Regions from separate parts of the Homo sapiens genome. Here regions 2, 3, 4, 5 and 6 are each linked to region 1. A link is a contact called in ENCODE Hi-C or POLR2A ChIA-PET data. All regions are on one chromosome and are shown on one strand. The core of a region is the stretch at or near the end of the contact, and the rest is flanking DNA. Distances in the headings are between cores, read along the strand shown. Region 1 holds the start of RETREG3 (reticulophagy regulator family member 3). Region 2 holds the start of DHX8 (DEAH-box helicase 8). Region 3 holds the start of KLHL11 (kelch like family member 11). Region 4 holds the start of ODAD4 (outer dynein arm docking complex subunit 4). Region 5 holds the start of TMEM106A (transmembrane protein 106A). Region 6 holds the start of NBR2 (neighbor of BRCA1 lncRNA 2).

Region 1 (3,481 bases), core at 611-3,110:
AAAAAAAAAGGCCAGGCGCAGTGGCTCACGCCTGTAATCCCAGCACTTTGGGAGGCCGAGGCAGGCAGATCACCTGACCTCGGGAGTTCGAGACCAGCCTGACCAACATGGAGAAACCCCATCTCTACTAAAAAAATACAAAATTAGCCGGTTGTGGTGGTTCATGCCTGTAATCCCAGCTACTTGGGGGGCTGAGGCAGGAGAAATGCTTGAATCTGGGAGGCGGAGGTTGCAGTGAGCCGAGATCACGCCATTGCACTCCAGCCTGGGCAATAAGAGTGAAACTCTGTCTTAAAAAAAAAAAAAAGGGAAAAAGCACTACCAAAAATAAATGAAGAACGTGGTAGGAAAAGTTTACCATCGAGTTTGCTAAAGGCTCTGGAAGCCACAAATGCCAGAGACTACTGTGACACCTTTAACTGGGTCTCTTTCAAACTGGGAGAGGATTAGCTTAATAGCTGAACACTGTTTTCGGGTCAATGAACTTGGAATTATTTGTTCTGCTTCAGCTCACTGAAAATCTTTCAGATAAAGGATAATAAATGTTTTGATTTTAAAACAAATTTTAAGGGGAAAGCTATTTTTAGCAAAAACACAATTAAAAAACACACATATTTTGTTGTTTCAGGCTTATCCAGAATAGTCTTAATCCATTCAGCAGCAGAAAGCCCCCTATAAGTCAGTTCCCTTGGAACCTCCTCCATTACAAATAAATCCAAAATTATGGTTGGTAGATCCTATGAAGTCCTAGGTCCACTTCAGGTGATGACAACTGAGAGAAGCAGCAGTTCCATTTTCACAGAGCATGACACACACAAATAAAGCATATTTACAGTGCTACTTTTCCAGCTCAGGAAAACTCACACACAGTATTAGACATCAATTTCCTTGCCTATAAACCATGGCTAAGGATGCCTCTCTAATTCCTTGGAACAGGGAGGAGTTACAATCACAGGTGGCTTTGACACGCGTGTAATCTCCGTCATCATTTCCTAACTGTTCTTTAAAAGCTTGTAATTTTCTTTCAATTTTCAGCTTTGGGGGCTCACACTGACGCTTAGACTTCATAAACTTCCTTCCTAGATATATAACATGCTAATTCATGCGAATCGCTCAAGCTTGTTTTATAATCACACCTATGGATACCTTTGCAAGACTTCACGCCTCTACTCCAACAATAAACTACTAAAACCTCTGGAAACAATCTAGAACTTGCACTTGAGCAGACAAGAGAAAGGAAGTGATGGCTTTAAAGGGACGCAGCTTTGTCGGGCTCAAAAGAGGAGCCCTCGCTCACTCTTGAGCGGCTCAAGATGTTACCAGAAGCTCCCGCCAGATGTGCGGGGCGGGGGTGCGGGCACAGGTAAGGCAGAGAAGATGGGTGGACGGCCCTGGGAAGAACTAGGGTGCCGAAGCCTGCAGGCGGGATGGAGTGGAAGGAGGTGAGGCAAAATTAGGCAAGTACAGGAAGGAGCCAGTGCAGCGAAGAAAACAGGGCAGGCGAGAAGTAGAGCCCTAGAGGAACCAACGAATTCGGGACTCGGAGGGTTTCCGAGGGTCCAGTTCTCTCACCAGAAAGCCGCGTTCAGCCCCAGGCACCACAGAGCGCTCCTAGCTGGCCGCTCCCACACCAGGGCTGCCTGCACCCGACTCAGCAGAGGCTCGTAAGGCCCCAGCACCTCCACCAGGGCCCGCTGCGCCGCCTCAACCTGCTGGTCCCGCTCCCAGGAGCCTGACACATCTCGGCGGCCCCTGAAAGTCGACCCCGAAGCCGGGCCTGGGGTCGTGGGAACCCCTTCGGCCTCAGCCATCTCCCCGCGGCAGCCACAACATCCGGGGCCGTGGCCCGACAAGTCACAATAACAGCAACTGCGCAGATGCGCGATTCGGCGGGGGAGGTGGCTTCGCACCACAGCGCGCTTGCGCGCAGGCCCAAGCAGGCGCCCACCCAGAGGGGAGGGAGGACGCCGTACCCCGCCCTCACTGAGGCGCGGAGCCGGATCCGGAGGCGCCGAGCCGCATCCGGAGCCGCGCACGCGCAATCTGCATGAACGAAGGCCAGTGCTTAAAGACGTGCCATTCATTGCCAGAACTCGATTCTCATTGGAGCGGAGGAAGTTCGTGGGTGGAGCTGGTTGTTTGGCGCCTGCGTCTTGCGGCGAGCGGGCTGGCGTGCGGCGCCGTTGCGGGCGGGAGCGGCTGCAACGCCGGTGCCTGAGGAGCGATGCCGAGGGAAATCATCACCCTACAGTTGGGCCAGTGCGGCAATCAGAGTGAGCGAAACTCCGGCCCCTCAGCTAGCCAGGTTCCTTAGGGTCAATGGGATCTCGCTGTGGGATCCTGGACTCCATCTGTCCTTGCCAGAATCGTAGTTCTCTGAAAGGCGAGACATCCCTGACCCAGTGTCCACTTGCCCAACCCCGAGGGGCCCTCCCCTGCCCAGTCCCTGGCGTACAGTCCTTTCCTCAGACACGGGAGAGTCCTGCGGCTTGACTTCTTATCCCTGGACGCAGGCGCCCAGTCCCCCGGCTCCTGATTGGAACCTGCCCGGACCTAGATATCTTCTTTCTCCCCTGCCCGCCCCTTCCCCCCAGTTGGGTTCGAGTTCTGGAAACAGCTGTGCGCCGAGCATGGTATCAGCCCCGAGGGCATCGTGGAGGAGTTCGCCACCGAGGGCACTGACCGCAAGGACGTCTTTTTCTACCAGGTGCCCCCAGCGACTTGGCCGGGGGCGGCAGTTGCCCAAGGGGGCGGAAGGGAAGGGAGTGGCCTGGTACTGGGAACCCCGCTGGGCAGTAGGGCCAGGCGGCTGGCTTGAGGAGGGAGGGCCGGAGGGAGCCAGAGTTGGGAGGACTTCGGACTTGGGCCGCCCTAGCTGATTGGGCCCCCTCCTGGACTCCCCTTGACAGGCAGACGATGAGCACTACATCCCCCGGGCCGTGCTGCTGGACTTGGAACCCCGGGTGATCCACTCCATCCTCAACTCCCCCTATGCCAAGCTCTACAACCCAGAGAACATCTACCTGTCGGAACATGGAGGAGGAGCTGGCAACAACTGGGCCAGCGGATTCTCCCAGGTCGTTTCCTATTCCCTGGCAGGGCCCACAACTCGCTGGGTAGGGACAGGCTCTATGACGTCCCGAAGAGAGGGAAAACCGGATCAGGGATGTATGAATGCTGGAGGGAGAGACCTGGCTGCAGGGAGTGGACTATGTAATATTGTCAAGCGCCTACACTAGCTAATGCAGTGTGCCAGGTCATTCTAAGTGCTTTACATATATTAATTTTTCTAAATCTCCCAACAACCCTAGAAGTAAGTACTACAGGTCCACAGTCCCTTATCTGCCTTTCCAGGATCCAGAAAGCCATGAAACCAAAGGACATTTCATAACTAGTTTATCAGCAAAAACAAATTTCAATGAAGACAGGCTGTTTTATAGTTTCTTTTTTTTAATTTTTATTTATTTATTTTTTTTGAGAC
Region 2 (3,481 bases), core at 595-3,094, 870 kb after region 1:
AAGCGAAATGGGGAGGGGTAGGAAGAACTCAGAGGGTTTAGTAGTGATTCCTTAGGAACCTGGAAACCTGGAGCTTCTGGAGACAGTGAGAACAATGGCTGGGTTTTTCTCTGCCTGTCATTTTTCAGTCCATGATGAGATGTTGAAGAAACAGAGTCCAAAGGTACACCAGTGTAAAAATGTTGCCAAAGTGAAAAGTGGGAGACTGATTTCCTCCTTCCGATTGATTGGAGAGCCATTCACTTTAGGGTGCTTCTGTTTCCTTACTCATCACACAGAGCACTGGAGTGTGGGAAAAATCCCCATCCCACATTAAGGTTGCCACAAAGGTAAAAAAGACCTGAAGCAGAAGTTGGGAGACCTGAGCTTATGACCTTGGACTTACAGCACAGCTGATATTTGGGGGAATAAGGTTTGTTGTTGTTTTTGTGTGTGTGTTTTGTTTGTTTGAGACGGAGTCTCACTCTGTCGCACAGGCTAGAGTGCAGTGGCGAGATCTCAGCTCACTGCAACATCCACCTCCCAGGTTCAAGCAATTCTCCCGCCTCAGCCTCCCTAGTAGCTGGGACTACAGGCACATACCATCACGCCCAGCTAATTTTTGTATTTTTAGTACAGACGAGGTTTCACCATGTTGGCCAGAGTGGTCTTGAACTCCTGACCTCAAGTGATCCGCCCGTCTCGGCCTCCCAAAGTGCTGGGATTACAGGGGTGAGCCACAGTGCCCAGCCCCTGGGGGAATAAGTTCTGAGAGGACACAGGAAAACTGGGGATTGAAAAGCAGGTTTTCACAAGAGTGGAGGCAGCTGGCTCTGTGGGTTCCCAGACTAAGGGGATCTGTGCTTGACAGACCAGAGGCCAGTTCTGTGACCATCATCTCAGCCTTGAATTTTTTTTTTTTTTTTTTTGAGACAAAGTCTCACTCTGTCGCCCATGCTGGAGTGTAGTGGTGTGAACTCAGGTCACTCCAACCTCTGCCTCCTGGGTTCAAGCGATTCTTGTGCCTCAGCCTCCCGAGTAGCTGGGACTACAGGCGCCCACCACCACCACGCCCGGCTAAGTTTTCTATTTTTAGTAGAGATGGAGTTTCGCCACGTTGGCCAGGCTGGTCTGGAACTCCTGACCTCAAGTGATCCACCAGCCTCGGCCTCCCAAAGTGCTGGCATTACAGGCGTGAGCCACTGCACCCGGCCTAGCCTTGTGATATTAACAGTAACTGTCATTTGCGGTGTGCCTACTCTGTGTCACACTCCTTGCAGTTATTCCATTTAGGGTAGAGCAACATTATTCTAGTTTACAGATGAGAAAACTAAGGCCCCAGAGATTGATTTGCCCAAGCAGCCAGCTGGCAGTGGAAGTGCCAGTTTCTTCGTGTGTAAAACAAGAGAAGGCAATCTACTGCCTACTGGCTTGTCAAGGGTCACTTGAGATCGGACGACAGGAACCACAAAGAAGTGAGGCCGGGAATTTGCGGATCCACAGTAAAGCAAGTTTGTCTTTTTCCAGACGTGCATTAAGATTCCTTTTTCAAGTGTTCTAAAGCGCAGGCGCAGGCTGTTTTGCGGTTGCCTCCCGGCGCCTCTTGTGCAGGCCGGGGTCGCCCTCTGCCGACCCAGGGCGGGAGCGCGCTGAGTGAACGTTTCCAGGCCTGAGGGCGGGCGGAGATTTTTCTCGCCTGTAGAGGGCGCAGATCGGCGTGCAGAGTAACCCACTCTAGTTGTCCCTTCCTTAAGCACTTCCTGTTTGATCTCTATGATCCATCCTGTTGGGACTTGATTCGTTCCTCAAATTTTCAATTTACCGTAAACAAAGGGGACGCGCGCTGACCCGGAAGTGAAAGCTGGAACCCGGCCGGAGTAGCTCTGAGCGCCGGCTGTGAGGAAGGAGGTTCTGGGCAAGCTATAGCCATGGCTGTGGCTGTAGCCATGGCGGGAGCCTTAATCGGGTCGGAGCCAGGCCCCGCGGAAGAACTTGCCAAACTCGAGTACCTGTCTTTGGTGTCAAAGGTTTGCACTGAGCTGGACAATCACTTGGGGATCAACGACAAGGACCTTGGTGAGCTCGGGGAGGTCCCTGGGACCTCAGTTTGGGATTGAGGGAAGCGGAAGGAGGAAGGAGGAAGGAGAAAGGTGGTTGATGGACCGAAAGTATGTTCGTGTGAATCTGTCTCTCTCTGTCGCAGACACCGGTGCCCAGGGTACACGCTGCCGTGGCCTCGGCTTGAGAGCCCTCGAGAAACTTTAGAAACTTTCCCAGAGCTGTCAGTGAAGCCCGGGGCGGTCATCTCTGCTTGATTGTTTTTTGTTTGTTTTTTCAGCCTCAATTAAACATGTTTAACAACAACAGCAGCAGATGCTGCGATGACGACGATGATGGCTGACGTTTATTGGGTGCTCACTATGTGCTAGATGCGATGCTCAGCTCTTTATTGACATTATTTTATTTGGTCTTCACGCCACTCTGTGACATAGTAGTTAGCGTCTGTGCTTTTAACTGTGTTCTTTGACCGTTCATCCTGTACTCTTTTTTGAGGCAGGGCCTCGCTCTGTTTCCCGGGCTGGAGTGCAGTGGCACGATCTCGGCTCACTGCAGCCTCCACCTCCTGGGCTCAAGCAGTCCTCCCACCTCAGCCTCCCGAGTAGCTGGGACTACAGGCGGGCGCCACCAAGCTCGACTCATTTTTAAATTTTTTGTAGAGACGGGGGTCTCACTGTATTGCCCAGGCTGGTCTCGAACTTCTGGGCTCAAGCAGTCCTCTTCCCTCGGCCTCCCAAAGTGTTGGGATTACAGGCGTGAGCCATTGCGTCCTGTACTATGTCTTAAACACCAGTCACTAGATGTTTTGGGGCAAACTACATCTGGGGAGCCGAAACTGAGGAATTAGAAAAGGCTAGGGTCCTAAAGCTAAAGCCATAGACAGATGGAGCCTTTATGAAGGTACAGAGGATGGATGGGATCAAGGGCAACCAATGGATGGATTGACCTTTGGTACGTACAGCAAGGCTTCTTCAGTTGTAACAGGAGCGAGGACAGAGAATACAGTTGCAGATTCAGATGAGTTTAGAGATTGGTGGTGGGAAGATGAGTGAGAGAGTTCCAGCCCACTCTTCAGTTTCCTAAATGAAGATAAAGTCATCAACCGGAGGGATGGAAGGGAAGGGGCAGGTGACAGGAGGGGTTAGGGAAGTTAGACGAGTGACCTTTGGTAAGATTCATAGTTTCTCTGAAGCTGTTTTTCTCATCTGTGAAGTGGGACGATGTCTTCACAGGGTCACCATATAGCATTTAGGAAGATGCCCTGCAGCCAGTATATTTTAGTTTACTTTTTTCTCTTGCCTCCCAGCCAAGATGTGTCTGTCCTATATAACTTTTCCCGCAGGATTCTTCTCTTTTAGTTGATAATGAGGTGATAATTTCGTCGGTTTTGCTATCTCGTTAATATGTTTCCTTTATTCAGCAAATATTGAGCTGGGGGCTAGGC
Region 3 (3,481 bases), core at 494-2,993, 740 kb before region 1:
CCCTTTGATACAGCCACACTGGCTCCCCACTGTTCTCTAACATACAAGCTCCACCTCAGAGCCTCTGTACCTGTGTCCCCTACCTGACACAGTCTACCTTACCTCCTTCGGTTCTTAGCAAAACGTCTTCTTCATAGGGCATTCTCTATCCACCCAATTTGGAAAACACTTCCTCTCCCCCAGCAGTTTCTATGTACTCCCCCCATGCTTTATTTTTCATCAGTGATGACAATCATCCAACAGGCTATACATTTAACAATCATCCAACAGGCTATACATTTTACTTATTTACCGTCCATCTACCAACCTAAGTGCGATAAGGAAAAGGACTTTTGTCTGTTTTGATCACTGCTGAAACCCTAGCACCTTAGAATCCCGCATCTGAGCTGATGCGTAATAGGCGCTCAATAGGCATTTTTGTTAATGTATCTGTAAGATGATAATTGCCAAAACAAACGCCTCTCCATCTCTATAAACGGTATTACCTGCCTTCTAACCAGTCTCTGGAGCATTCCTGCTCCCTACAATCCGTTTAACACAGTGGCAGAATAATATTAAAATATTTAAATGAGCTATTTCTTTACCCAGCTTCCTATCACACTTAGTGAAATCCAAACTCCTTATTCCAACGCATCTCACGCATCCTTCTCCCCTTCATCCACTAGATCCAGCCTCACTGGACTATATTTTAATTCTCTTCTCTAAGCCAAACTGGATCCTGCCTGAGGGCGTTTGCGCTGTCTGGAATATTCATTCCCCATCTTTGCACGGTCAGTTATTTTTTGACATTCAGAGGTCGATCTAAACTTCACCTCTTCAGAAAGATCTTTATTCAATCCCTAGCCTTTCATTCCTTTTGAACGTCAGCACAACAGTTACCACATACTGACTTTCCTTTTCATCACTTTTGTCCCATCACCTAGTATCTGAGCTCCTTGGGCGCGGGGCGCCCTCGCCGGACCTGATGGTGCATCCTCCTCGCCCACCGCGGTGGCTGCCCCCAAGCAGGCGCTCAGCGAGTGTGAAACCAATGCATTCACTCAGGACTCGCGAGCTGCCGTGGCAGGCACTGCCCTCCCCTCCGCCAGCGAGCATCTCCCCCTCTCCGCGCCCGCCGCCCTCCGCGCTCCCGCCTCCCTCGCCTACCTGTCGGCCAACTCCAGCACCTCGTGCACGCTGCCCGTGCTGACGCGGATGCGCCCGGTGTACATGTACTCGATTACGGCTTCCACTGTGTCGGGTTCGGGCCCCGGCTCGGAGCTCCACTTGCGCATCTCCACCCGTCCCGAGCGGGACTCGGAAAACTGGCCCGAGAGCAGGGGCGTGAAGTACTCGGTGGCGGCAGCCAGTACCGAGCGGTGGGCCCGGAACTCGCGGCCTCCAGCCCCGCCGAAGCACAGGGTAATGTCGCAGAAGAGGCCCTGGCGCCGCTGCTCGTTCTGCCGCCAGGACAGCTCTGAGCAGTGAGAGCTGCACTCGAAATCCTCGGCTTCTGGGCCCGGATCGCCCCCGCTCGCCTCCATTGCAGAGATCCCCGGCCCAGGCCCGAAGTCCACCGTGCCGCTGCCTCGGACCTCGGCGGCCAGTCCTGCCGAGCCGGCGGCGGCCGTCTCCATGCTCTCCATCTCCAGTACCTGAAGAGATGCAGCCGCGGCCGCCGCCGCCGCCGCCGCCACTGCCGCAGCCGCCATCTTGACGCCGCTGCGCCCGGCCTCCACAGCCTCGGAACGATGCGGCTGTTGGTACGACACAGAGGGATTCTGGGATTAAATAGTGCGCGCGGGGCGGGGCCAGGTCGCCCGCCGGCCGCACATGCGCCGCCTCGCCTCCAGCAGCGCCGCCTCGCCTCCAGCAGCGCCGCCTCGCCTCCAGCAGCGCCGCCTCGCCTCCAGCAGCTCTGCCTGCCTTGGTGAGGTCCGTCAGTAACAGTCGCCCAGTCCAGAAGACTTCGCCCCAGGCCTACCCCCAGGGCGTCGGTGCGAGTATGGCTCGCTTCCTTTCCTTAGTGGGTAGCATGCTCTCTGCAGTCATTTTGTCGAGTAAAGCCACCTTAGACCATCACCTGTTGTTAAAGCCTTGAGTGGCAATACAGGATTTTTATAAGATCTAGCCCCAGCTAAGTGGATGAGGGATGAATGAGTTACTCGTTATCCGTTTTTTTTTTTGTTTCTTTTTGTTTTTGTTTTGTTTTGGGTTTTTTGTTTTTTTTTTTTTTGAGACGGAGTCTCGCTCTGTCGCCCAGGCTGGAGTGCAGTGGCGCGCTCTTCGCTTATTGCAACCTCCGCTGCCCGGGTTCAAGCGATTCTTGTGCCTCAGCCTCCCGAGTAGCTGGGACTACAGGCGCCCGCCACCACTCCAGGCTAATTTTTTTTTTTTTTTTTTTTTTGAGACGGAGTCTCGCTCTGTCGCCCAGGCTGGAGTGCAGTGGCGCGCTCTTCGCTTATTGCAACCTCCGCCGCCCGGGTTCAAGCGATTCTTGTGCCTCAGCCTCCCGAGTAGCTGGGACTACAGGCGCCCGCCACCACTCCAGGCTAATTTTTTTTTTTTTTTTTTTTTTGAGACGGAGTCTCGCTCTGTCGCCCAGGCTGGAGTGCAGTGGCGCGGGTCTCGGCTCACTGCAACCTCCGCCTCCCGGGTTCACGCCATTCTCCTGCCTCAGCCTCCGGAGTAGCTGGGACTACAGGCGCCCGCCACCATGCCTGGCTAAGTTTTTGTATTTTTAATAGAGACGGGGTTTCACCGTGTTAGCCAGGATGGTCTCGATCTGCTGACCTCGTGATCCACCCGCCTCAGCCTCCCAAAGTGCTGGGATTACAGGCATGAGCCACCACGCCTGACCGTAGATGAGCATTTTTAAAACCATATATACTGAAACTATTAGTACAGTTCAGGCCAGGCCAGGCACAGTGGCTCACGCCTGTAACAGCACTTTGGGAGGCCAAGGAGGATGGATTGCTTGAGTCCATGAGTTCCAGAAGAGCCTGGGAAATACAGCAGAACCTTATCTCCACAAAAAATACAAAAGTTAGCCTGGAGTGGTGGCATGCTCCTGTAGTCCCAGCTACTTGGGAGGCTGGAGTGGGAGGACTGCTTGAGCCCAGGAGATGGAGGCTGCAGTGAGCTGTGATGGTGCCACTGTACTCCAGCCCTGGGGCGACAGAGTGATACCCTGTCTGGAAAAAAGTACAGTTACAAAGGAATACAGATCAAAGGATATGGATGCCAGGAGCCAGCAGTATGCCTTCATTGTTACTATATAGTTTATTTAAACCAGACTATGATAATACAGAGAAGAGACTGAGGTGGCAGCTGCCCAGAATCTTTGTGGATTACAGATGCAAAGTAGTTAGGAGTCCTTGGACCCACACTTCAGTTACAGACAGACAAATCAGCTGCATAAATACAGAGAACATAAGACACAAGACATTTCACAGCTTTCTGCATTTCCATTTTAAATGTATGTATGTTACAACTTTACATA
Region 4 (3,481 bases), core at 263-2,762, 680 kb before region 1:
TTTTTTTTGAGACAGGGTCTTGCTTTGTTACACAGGCTACAATGCAGTGGCCCAAACATGGCTCACTGCAGCCTCGACCTCCCACGCTCAAGTGATCCTCCTGCCTCAGCTTCCTGAGTAGCTGGGACTACAGGCACACGCCACCACACCCAGCTCACTTTTGTATTTGTGGTAGAGACAGGGCTTCGCCATGTTGCCCAGACTGGTCTCGAACTCCTGAGCTCAAGCGATCCTCCCACCTCAGTCTCCAAAGTACTGGGATTACAGGCATGAGCCACCACACCTAGCTCTCATTCTCTACTTACGTCTACTGGGCTCCACCATACTCACCCTCAGCTCAAATATTACCCCTCTATGAACATGTCTCTAACCCATCCCAGACCCTGGCTGAATCATTCATTTGCCTGGGTTTCACACCACTTTGTCCTCATCTCCCTCACAGGCACACAGAACTTTTAATTACTAGTTAATATCACTTAAGTGGCCGTTACTTGTTTATACATCTTTCTCCCCTATTAGATAAAACTCCTTCAAGCAGGGACCATATTATTTCTTATATTTTGAATTAAACCTTTTGAGATAATCATAGATTCATATGCAGTTCATAAGAAATAAATACAAAAGAGATCCCATGTACCCTTTTCCCAGTTTCTCCCAATGGTAACATCCTTAAAAACTTTAGTACAATAACACAACCAGAAAATTGACACTGATACAATCCACTGATCTTACTCAAATATCCCCAGTTTTACATGTATGCCGTGTGTGTGTGTGTGTGTGTGCATTTGTAGTTAAAGACATCTTTTTACTATTTAAACTTTAACAATGACATTAGGACGTTTTGGAAGTAACGTAGTAAAGGCAGTTAAGCAAGCTACTTAGGGTATCGTTGGAGCCCAGAAGAAGCACCTAGTCCACTTTTGGAGGAGTGGTGATGGTGAGGGAATGGGGAAGGACGTCAGAATATGCCTTGGTCAAGGCCCGCTACTAGTAGCTGCTCAAATAACTGCGTTAAATTATGTTGAACCCAACGTTATTTTCCATGTTTTCTTATGCAAATCCTCGCATCCCTGAGTGTTCCATTATTTTCATATTTATTTGGCAGGTGGAACATTCGAGGCTGGGAGCCCTTACATGCCCCGCGAGAGGTCACGCAGTTAGGAAGTGACAGGAGCGAAGTCAGCCCAAGTCTGCTGACTCCAAGCCCAGTGCTCTCTCCCCCTAATGGCGGTACGCCGTGCACATATCCTTACCACGTATGCCTCATCCCTATTCGGAACTTTGCCTCCAACCCTCTTCCTGTTTTCTTGGCTGTCTTACAAGGGAGCCTTTTCAGGCAGCAACTCCAGAGAGAACCGCCAGAGCGTGCAACAGCAAACACTAACCAGCCCAGCCGTCAGCCACGCAATCATCACTCCCTGGCCCAGTGCGCGGCAGAACTGGCGCAAGCGCACGCCGGCAGGTTGTACCCAGAATCCGGGCCCTTGCCAGACGGGGGCGGAACCGGAAGTCGCTGTACATCTCATGGTTGCTAAGAAACGGAGCTTCCACAAACCAGATAGAGGTTCTCCAGCTTTTCTTTGATTGTCTCTGCTTTAGCGTCTCTAAATCCGGTCACCATGTCGGACCCCGAAGGCGAGACCTTGCGAAGCACCTTTCCCTCTTATATGGCCGAAGGCGAGCGGCTCTACCTGTGCGGGGAATTTTCTAAAGCCGCGCAGAGCTTCAGCAACGTGAGTCGAGCTCTCAACCTATCCATCACCCCATCACCCGTCACTTTTTTTTTTTTTTTTTTTTTTTTTTTTTGTGACGGAGTTTCGCTCTTGTTGCCTAGGCTGGAGTGCAATGGCACGATCTCGGCTCGCCGCAACCTCCGCCTCCCGGGTTCAAGTGATTCTCCTGCCTCCACCTCCCAAGTAGCTGGGACTACAGGCGCGTGCCACCATGCCCGGCTAATTATTTTGTCTTTTTAGTAGAGATGGGGGTTTCACTGTGTTGGCCAGGCTGGTCTCGAACTCCTGACCTCGTGATCCACCCGCTTCGGCCTCCCAAAGTGCTGGGATTACAGGCGTGAGCCACTGCGCCTGCCCCCTGCCCTCACCTTTTGATTGCAGATAACACTGAGGTCTTGATGATGCCTGGAGGACCCTGTTGTTTCTATTATTCACTGATTTTTGATGGACACACTGCTGTCACAGATAAGCCCTGTGGTTGGCCATTTTCTACCAGTTCCCACTTGCAATCTCCATTCTCTGCGTTAACAGTGACCTTTTCCTCCACTTTTACTTAAATGTTTCATGATTAACCGGCCTCCTTCCACAGAGCAGCCTTACCTTCCCATCATTTGCTGGCAGATTGGATGGGAGGTTGCATGCAGAAGCCTCAATGTCCCCAGCACACCGTTGCTTATAAAAGGTGGCCAGTAAGCAACATATGATTATTATTATCAATTTTGAGACAAAGTTTTGCTATGTTGCCCAGGCTGGAGTGCAGTGGCAAGATCTCAGCTCACTGCAACTTCCGCCTCCCCAGGTTCAAGCGATTTTCCTGCCTCAGCCTAGGGAGTAGTTGGGATTACAGGCATGTCCCACCACGCCTGGCTAATTTTTGTATTCTTAGTAGAGACAGGGTTTCACCATGTTGGCCAGGCTGGTGTCGAACTCCTGACCTCAAGTGATACACCTGCCTCGGCCCCCCAAAGTGCTGGGATTACTGAGGTGAGCTGCTGCACCAACCAGCAACATTATTATAGTAACCCTAGTATAAATTGCATCATCCCACCCTAAGGGGATTGGGTGATGGTTTTTGTTGTTGTTGTTGTTGTTGTTGTTGTTGTTTTGGAGACGTAGTCTTGCTCTGTCTCCAGGCTGGAGTGCAATGGTGCGATCTTGGCTCACTGCAACCTCCACCTCCTGGATTCAAGTGATTCTCCTGCCTCAGCCTCAGGCACACTGCTAAGCAGACTGGATTTTTGTTGTTGTTAAGATGGAGTTTTGCTCTTCTTGCCCAGGCTGGAGTGCAGTGGCGCAATCTCGGCTCACCCCAACCTCCACCTCCCAGGTTCAAGCGATTCTCCTGCCTCAGCCTCCCGAGTAGCTGGGATCCCAGGCATGCACCACCATGCTCGGCTAATTTTGTATTTTTAGTAGAGACGGGGTTTCTCCATGTTGGTCAGGTTGATCTCGAACTCCCCACCTCAGGTGATCCCCCCCCACCTCAGCCTCCCAAAGTGCTGGGATTACAGGCGTGAACCACCCCACCCAGTGCATACTCAATTTTATAGATTAGGAAATATACAGAAGTTGAGCAACATGCCCAAGGTCGCTAAACTAGCAAGTGGCAGAGGAAGGATTCAAAGCCGGGCTCAGACTCCAATGCTGAGGTGCTAACCACAAAACTACACATCTGACATCTGCATAAGGAAACTGTTGTTTTTTTTTTGTTTGTTTGTTTTTTCAGAGACAGGATCTCGTTCTGTCTC
Region 5 (3,481 bases), core at 390-2,889, 600 kb after region 1:
CAAACTAAAGACCAGAACTTAAATTTTCACTTTAGACATTGGATGAATAGTATGAAGACAGTTTTTCAGTTGATTTGGATAAAACTATTTTAGTGCATTGACAAGTGTAACTTCAACTTCATATAGAACCATTTTTCTTTCTGCTTTTATTGAAACTGAGTATTTTTCTTTGGCTAATGTGGATTTTTTATGGGGATATCTGTTAATTTTCAGGTTTTGAAAGACATTAACCTCGGAAGTTGTTTTTAAGAATTATTCTCATAATTCTTATTCTCATAATTTCTGTAATCCACCTCAAGCTTCATAGTTATTTGGCATTGAAATAACACCCAGAGCATGATAGAAATGTTGTTACTCTTCCTCTCTCAAGGAGAAAGTAATTTTCCTGCAATACTTAATAATTGGCACCGTTGCTTTCTAAAGACTCCATGGTGCATTCAAGAGTATCCAACTTCAAGGGAATCTCCGCATTTCAATGAAAGGAGGAAGAGTGTGCTGATAAACCTACCAGCACCTATTGAGCAATGTCTATTATAGTAATTTTGCATACATTTTTATTTAAGGGAAAAAATATAGGTATTGTGAAATATTTTGCTAATCTTATAGAAAAGGAAAAAATCCCGTTATTTAAAGGGAAAAGTAAATTTAACAGTTGCCTTTTTTCTTAATGTCAGGGCAGATCTTATTTTACAGTACAGTGGGGGAAATAGAAACATGTGAAAGGCAAAAGGCAGGCTCCTAAATTAATGTCAGTGAAGTTCAGGGTGGGCAAATGAGTGTGTGTGAGGTATAGGAAATGCTGATGACTTCTTTAATGCTTGAAGTCCGTTCACAGGTATCTAGCCCTAGAATGCCTAGAACAGGAAGAGGCAGCTGGTGTTCTGCAAAACTTGGACAGGGGCAAAGTTGCTGAAAAAGTTTTGGTTTAACCCGAAGATAAGTGGAAAAGAGCTTGTCCATGAACCCAGGTTCTCACTCTGTTTACAGAAGTGTGTTGAGTACAGTTGGTGAAGGAAGAGGTAACAAAAAATGCTAAATATTTTATCCATGAAAATGACTTCCAGAAAAGGAAGAATATGAACCCCAGACCGAAGGGGAAAAGATAGTTAATAGTATTATCTAACCTGGTTGGTATTTGTAATGAATGGTGATTTTAATTAGTCATTAGCCATAATGATGTTTATTTACAGTATAACTCCTGAATGCTACTTAAATAAACCAGGATTCAAACTGCAAGCCAGCCAGGCCGTTCATTATTTAAAACGTTTTAATCGGGGCTTCCGGGTAGAAGGTGGAGCGGCAGGGTGTAATTGGGTTGATGGGTGGGACCTGTCTTGACCATCGGAGTTTTATAATCGAGGGCCAGGAGGGCCCGGGTTGCTCTCCTGGTTATGTATGTACTTGTACATAACCACCTAAAGAATGGTGAAATAAATGTTCTTGGAAATTCCTACCCGGACTGGCTAGTCCTTGCGGAAGCAGCGTCCGGGCCCTCGGGTAACGTTTGAAGAGCTGGCAGCGTCTCAGGCTGCTGCGTGGCGAAGGGGCGGACCGGGGGACGGGGGGGTGGGCCCTTAGGGGCTGGGGCGGGACTTCCCTGGGCACTGAGTCAAAGCTTGAGGGGAGTGTTCGCTCCCGCATTTTCGATTCCACTCTCTTCCGTTTCTGTCGCTGCAGTCGTCCGCGGGTAAGGCCCTCCCTAGACCCTTTATACCTACTTTACCTTTCGGAGGTCAAGACACCTCCTGTTGCCGCCTCCTCGCCCAACACACAGGCGCCCCCCGCACGGGTACCAAGCTTGACTAACGGCCTCTAGGGGTGTGTGGTGGGACTTGAAATCCTCCCTTAATGAAGTCACACCTTCTCCGTCCGCTTCCACCCGGTCGGCCCATGGCAGAGCCCCCATGTAGCCCAGGAATCGGCTTGGCCCTTCGGGGAGGTCAGCGTCCTTACTATCCCCACTCTCCAGTGCGGCACATTCGTTCCCCTAGGACTCCGGCCGGTTGCCGGCCCCAGGCGGTGCTTCTCCCCACCACCGCCCAGCTCAGCTCAGCCCAGCCCAGCCCACTCTGCCCTTAGAGGCCCTTCTCCCCAAAGACGCACTCCAGAAGTCTCGCCCTCGTGCGGCTGAGGAGCCTGGGATCCCAGACCTGAACAAGGTGAGCATCCCTATATTTTAGCCCAGAAAGATCTGTGTGGCTCACTTGCCGGCCTCGTTCTGTCACACAGAGTCCAGATTTAGCCTTGAGTTTTCCTAGTGAAAGACAGACCCTGGTATCACTATGACCCTCCTCAGGCTTTCTTACCCCGCCTCAGAAAGCAGTGAGGTGTCTGCTTTCTCCCAGGGCTTCTTTAGATAGGGGTCTTAACCACACCTGTGACCAGTCTGGCCTCCTCTCTCCTTGATTCAAAGAATCTCTTTTCTGCCCTATCCAACTTCCTTCCCTTAAACTGAATGACAGCTCAGCAACTTTTCCAGAGAAAAATTAAATGCTCTGACAATCACTTATGGAAGTTCCTTAAAGTGAAGTAACTTCTGCTTTTCTTTTGTTTTCCCTTTTGTAGGCAGATTGGTCTCTTTTAAAATAATGAAAGGAGTCGAAATGCATTGAGACTTCTGAGAGTCCCATGTGACCACCCAGTTTTTCACATCCTATCTTCCTTAGGCTTGAGCTTGCTTAAACTGTGGTGAAGCTCCTTGCCAGTCTTGAGAACTTCAAACCAAAATTACATCTGGCGTCAGTGCTAACAAGCTTAGCACTGAACTTTGGTCTTTTCTCATTAGTGAAACCCCCGCCCCTGAAGAATGGGTAAGACGTTTTCCCAGCTGGGCTCTTGGCGGGAGGATGAGAACAAGTCAATCCTGTCCTCCAAACCAGCCATTGGCAGCAAGGCTGTCAACTACTCCAGCACCGGTAGCAGCAAGTCTTTTTGTTCCTGTGTGCCTTGTGAAGGAACTGCTGATGCCAGCTTCGTGACTTGTCCCACCTGCCAGGGCAGTGGCAAGATTCCCCAAGGTGAGTGGCCCAAGGCTCTGGAAATAGCCTGGAATCCAGGGAAAGTTCTTAGCCTGTTGGCCTGGGGCAGCCCCTCTGAGTCTCCTTGGATGGGGTTAGATCTGCTCCCAGCTCTTGACCTCCCAGTCTCAGGCTGGCCAGGGAGATACTTAACTATCCTTGGGTTCCCTGCAAAAACCTGCCCTCCTTCCCTGGTTGTATTCTCCAGCCCCTTGTGGGAAAGAAGGATTCTAGCCACTGTGCTTCTGAGCAACACTGTGTGTCCTAGGATTCATTCAGTTCAGGAAGTTACAAATGAACTTTCCAAAGATGCTGGGCATCTCTGATTTGCTGGTGACTTTCAGAGATTCTTCATACCTATTAGTGGAAATCTCACTTCCATTCTAGAGATGGCAAAGCTGAGCTGCCAACTTTGGTAGCAGAGTCCAGTGCTTCCAGTCCTGCTCTGGGGCAGATGTGGCATG
Region 6 (3,481 bases), core at 1-2,500, 520 kb after region 1:
TAAATTCTGAATTTTTTCACATATTGCTGCCAACCCCTTGGGTCTTTTCCTTTCTCCAAGAAAGAGAAAGCTACAGAGGAGTGACTGACCGGGTAGGTGGTGGTAGCCTTAGCTTTCTCCAATGTTTCTGGTTGTTTTCTTTTTCTTGCATAAAACCAAAATCAACAACGACCAAACCAACACCAATCAAGGCCTCCCCGCCCCTAACCTTTCCCAGTGACCTGCTCTCATCTCTGGATCCTCCTCAAGCACATCCCTGCCGGCAGCATCTGTTACTACTGACGCTCCTCTACTTCCCTCTTGCGCTTTCTCAATGGCGCAAATGGATCCAGTTCTTAAGTTCTCCCTCCCACAAAATCCTGTCTCCTCCCCTTCCCAGACATATTCCTGGCACCTCTTCTTCCACAAGGTCCCATCCTCTCATACATACCAGCCGGTGTTTTTTGTTTTGTTTTGTTTTGTTTTGTTTTGAGACAGTCTCGCTCTGTCGCCCAGGCTGGAGTGCAATGGCGCGATCTCGGCTCACTGCAACCTCCGCCTCCCGGGTTCTAGCGATTCTCCTGCCTCAGCCTCCTGAGTAGCTGGAGCGGCACCACGCCCGGCTAATTTTTGTATTTTTAGTAGAGACGGAGTTTCACCACGTTGGTCAGGCTGGTCTGGAACTCCTGACCTCATGACCAGCCGACGTTTTTAAAGACATAGTGTCCCCCTCAAGGCATATTCCAGTTCCTATCACGAGGATTCCCCCACGGACACTCAGTGCCCCCTTCCTGATCCTCAGCGCTTCCCTCGCGACCTACAAACTGCCCCCCTCCCCAGGGTTCACAACGCCTTACGCCTCTCAGGTTCCGCCCCTACCCCCCGTCAAAGAATACCCATCTGTCAGCTTCGGAAATCCACTCTCCCACGCCAGTACCCCAGAGCATCACTTGGGCCCCCTGTCCCTTTCCCGGGACTCTACTACCTTTACCCAGAGCAGAGGGTGAAGGCCTCCTGAGCGCAGGGGCCCAGTTATCTGAGAAACCCCACAGCCTGTCCCCCGTCCAGGAAGTCTCAGCGAGCTCACGCCGCGCAGTCGCAGTTTTAATTTATCTGTAATTCCCGCGCTTTTCCGTTGCCACGGAAACCAAGGGGCTACCGCTAAGCAGCAGCCTCTCAGAATACGAAATCAAGGTACAATCAGAGGATGGGAGGGACAGAAAGAGCCAAGCGTCTCTCGGGGCTCTGGATTGGCCACCCAGTCTGCCCCCGGATGACGTAAAAGGAAAGAGACGGAAGAGGAAGAATTCTACCTGAGTTTGCCATAAAGTGCCTGCCCTCTAGCCTCTACTCTTCCAGTTGCGGCTTATTGCATCACAGTAATTGCTGTACGAAGGTCAGAATCGCTACCTATTGTCCAAAGCAGTCGTAAGAAGAGGTCCCAATCCCCCACTCTTTCCGCCCTAATGGAGGTCTCCAGTTTCGGTAAATATAAGTAATAAGGATTGTTGGGGGGGTGGAGGGAAATAATTATTTCCAGCATGCGTTGCGGAATGAAAGGTCTTCGCCACAGTGTTCCTTAGAAACTGTAGTCTTATGGAGAGGAACATCCAATACCAGAGCGGGCACAATTCTCACGGAAATCCAGTGGATAGATTGGAGACCTGTGCGCGCTTGTACTTGTCAACAGTTATGGACTGGAGTGTTATGTTTTCGTATTTTGAAAGCAGAAACTAGGCCTTAAAAAGATACGTACAACTCTTTAGGGAGACTACAATTCCCATCCAGCCCCAGGAGTCTGGGGCAAGTAGTCTTGTAAGGTCAGTGGCCTGCGGGGACGCAGTGAGCGCCGAATTTGCCTGGGGCAGGGGAAATGCGCTCTGGCCCATGTCTGCGCACTCGTAGTTCCACCCCTCAGCCCCAGTGTTTGTTATTTTTCGGGTTCAGCTTGCTTTTGCCCCGTCTCCGTCGACGCAATCGCCACCAGTCAATGGGGTGGTCGTTTTGAGGGACAAGTGGTAAGAGCCAATCTTCTTGGCGAAAACGCGGAGAAACGGGACTAGTTACTGTCTTTGTCCGCCATGTTAGATTCACCCCACAGAGATAGCGGCAGAGCTGGCAGCGGACGGTCTTTGCATTGCCGCCTCCCCAGGGGGCGGGAAGCTGGTAAGGAAGCAGCCTGGGTTAGCTAGGGGTGGGGTCACGTCACACTAAGAGGGTTTGGAGAAGTTCAAGGGAGGAATCCTGCAAAGAAGAGGGGCGACTTTTTCCGTGTCTCCGGACAGCTAATCGTTTTAGTGACAGGATGAGAGAGCCCTTCGTGTTCTGAGGGACCGAGTGGGCGAAAAGCGCCGGAGAGTTGGAGAGTCTGTGGTTCAGAATGCGAGGTGACAACGTGCTAGCAGCCCTCGCTCGCTCTCGGCGCCTCCTCGGCCTTGGCGTCCATTCTGGCCGTGCTGGAGGAGCCCTTCAGCCCGCCACTGCGCTGTGGGGGCCCCTCTCTGGGCTGGCCGAAGCCAGAGCCGGCTCCCTCTGCTTGCGGGGAAGTGTGGAGGGAGAGGCGGGTGTGGGAACTGGGGCTGCGCGCAGCGCTCGCCAGCCAGCGCGAGTTCCAGGTGGGCGCGGGCTCAGCGGGCCCCGCACCCCCGGCCCCGGGCAGTCAGGGGCCTAGCACCCGGGCCAGCAGCTGCAGAGGGTGCGCCGGGTCCCCCAGCACTGCCGGCCCGCCTGCACCCCGCTTGAATTCTCACCGGGCCCCAGCCGCCCTGCACAGGGCAAGGCTCAGGACCTGCAGCCCGCCATGCCCGAGCCCCCTCCCAACCCCTGTGAGCTCCAGCGTGGCCTGAGCCTCCCCGACGGGCACCGCCCCCTGCTCCTCAGCGCCCGGTCCCATCGACTGCCCAAGGGCTGAGAGGAGTGCAGGCGCCCGGCACAGCCCTGCGCAGGATCCACTAGGTGAAGCCAGCTGGGCTCCTGAGTCAGATGGGGACTTGGAAAACTTTTATGTCTAGCCTGAGGATTTTATATGCACCAGTCAGCACTCTGTGTCTAGCTTGGGGTTTGGGGATGCACCAATCAGCACTCTGTATCTAGCTAATCTGGTGGGCACTTGGAGAACTTCTGTGTCTAGCTAAAGGATTGTAAATGCACCAATCAGTGCTCTGTGTCTAGCTCAAGGTTTGCAAATGCACCAATCAGCACTCTGTGTCTAGCTAAAGGTTTGTAAACGCACCAATCAGTGCTCTGTGTCTAGCAAATGTAGTGGGGACTTGGAGAATTTTTATGTCTAGCTAGAGGATTGTAAATGCACCAATCAGCACTCTGTGTATATCTAGCTCAGGGATTGTAAATGCACCAATCAGCACCCTGTCAAAACGGACCAATTAGCTCTCTGTAAAATGGACCAATCAACAGGATGTGGGTGGGGTCAGATAAGGGAATAAAAGCAGGCTGCCCCGCTGGGTGCCAGTGGCTCACACCTGTAATCCCAGCAATTTGGGAG

The links. A loop is a pair of places that touch in the nucleus more often than their neighbours do. ChIA-PET counts read pairs that join two places held with the same protein, here RNA polymerase II (POLR2A). Pooled maps may share reads with other maps.
Region 2: a loop to region 1 is called in a map of naive thymus-derived CD4-positive, alpha-beta T cell, with 12 times the contacts of the local background. The contact joins the promoter of DHX8 here to the promoter of RETREG3 in region 1. A Hi-C loop is called at or near these places in 1 of 168 maps with a recorded cell type or tissue (naive thymus-derived CD4-positive, alpha-beta T cell) and 6 of 50 pooled maps. POLR2A ChIA-PET finds 5 or more read pairs at or near these places in 2 of 52 experiments (activated B cell and activated T-cell).
Region 3: a loop to region 1 is called in a pooled map, with 9 times the contacts of the local background. The contact joins the promoter of KLHL11 here to the promoter of RETREG3 in region 1. A Hi-C loop is called at or near these places in 6 of 50 pooled maps. POLR2A ChIA-PET finds 5 or more read pairs at or near these places in 4 of 52 experiments (A549, IMR-90, activated CD4-positive, alpha-beta T cell and 1 more).
Region 4: a pooled map shows a loop between it and region 1 (13-fold over the local background). The contact joins the promoter of ODAD4 here to the promoter of RETREG3 in region 1. A Hi-C loop is called at or near these places in 5 of 50 pooled maps. POLR2A ChIA-PET finds 5 or more read pairs at or near these places in 4 of 52 experiments (B cell, OCI-LY7, PC-9 and 1 more).
Region 5: a loop to region 1 is called in a pooled map, with 5 times the contacts of the local background. The contact joins the promoter of TMEM106A here to the promoter of RETREG3 in region 1. A Hi-C loop is called at or near these places in 4 of 50 pooled maps. POLR2A ChIA-PET finds 5 or more read pairs at or near these places in 4 of 52 experiments (GM10248, OCI-LY7, WTC11 and 1 more).
Region 6: a map of naive thymus-derived CD4-positive, alpha-beta T cell shows a loop between it and region 1 (23-fold over the local background). The contact joins the promoter of NBR2 here to the promoter of RETREG3 in region 1. A Hi-C loop is called at or near these places in 1 of 168 maps with a recorded cell type or tissue (naive thymus-derived CD4-positive, alpha-beta T cell) and 12 of 50 pooled maps.

What each region holds. Positions count from the first base shown.
Region 1 is chr17:42,607,514-42,610,994 of GRCh38, forward strand. It overlaps RETREG3 (reticulophagy regulator family member 3), which reads right to left and starts at 1,861. Exons shown (of 9, transcript NM_178126.4): 1 at 1,573-1,861. The coding sequence starts at 1,811. It overlaps TUBG1 (tubulin gamma 1), which reads left to right and starts at 2,170. Exons shown (of 11, transcript NM_001070.5): 1 at 2,170-2,273; 2 at 2,595-2,707; 3 at 2,910-3,077. The coding sequence starts at 2,225. RefSeq lists an enhancer at 1,743-1,852.
Region 2 is chr17:43,482,131-43,485,611 of GRCh38, forward strand. DHX8 (DEAH-box helicase 8) reads left to right here and starts at 1,845. Exons shown (of 23, transcript NM_004941.3): 1 at 1,845-2,055. The coding sequence starts at 1,908. RefSeq lists enhancers at 1,538-2,380, 1,680-2,109.
Region 3 is chr17:41,863,680-41,867,160 of GRCh38, forward strand. KLHL11 (kelch like family member 11) reads right to left here and starts at 1,744. Exons shown (of 2, transcript NM_018143.3): 1 at 1,147-1,744. The coding sequence starts at 1,691. It overlaps ACLY (ATP citrate lyase), which reads right to left. Exons shown (of 29, transcript NM_001096.3): 29 at 3,239-3,481. RefSeq lists enhancers at 1-184, 1,928-2,428, 2,429-2,929 and a silencer at 1,705-1,894.
Region 4 is chr17:41,929,105-41,932,585 of GRCh38, forward strand. ODAD4 (outer dynein arm docking complex subunit 4) reads left to right here and starts at 1,513. Exons shown (of 12, transcript NM_031421.5): 1 at 1,513-1,733. The coding sequence starts at 1,620. It also overlaps a transcript of ACLY not described here. RefSeq lists enhancers at 636-1,539, 1,252-1,341, 1,522-1,621.
Region 5 is chr17:43,210,236-43,213,716 of GRCh38, forward strand. It overlaps TMEM106A (transmembrane protein 106A), which reads left to right and starts at 1,640. Exons shown (of 9, transcript NM_145041.4): 1 at 1,640-1,687; 2 at 1,992-2,159; 3 at 2,786-3,017. The coding sequence starts at 2,807. It overlaps NBR1 (NBR1 autophagy cargo receptor), which reads left to right. Exons shown (of 21, transcript NM_005899.5): 21 at 1-1,453.
Region 6 is chr17:43,124,307-43,127,787 of GRCh38, forward strand. It overlaps NBR2 (neighbor of BRCA1 lncRNA 2), which reads left to right and starts at 1,251. Exons shown (of 8, transcript NR_138145.1): 1 at 1,251-1,464. It overlaps BRCA1 (BRCA1 DNA repair associated), which reads right to left and starts at 1,058. Exons shown (of 23, transcript NM_007294.4): 1 at 965-1,058. RefSeq lists silencers at 354-389, 2,413-2,430, promoters at 1,043-2,799, 1,043-1,309, cis regulatory regions at 1,110-1,132, 1,294-1,302, 1,979-2,008, 2,359-2,388 and enhancers at 1,110-1,132, 1,239-1,368, 1,265-1,289, 1,419-1,508, 2,437-3,250.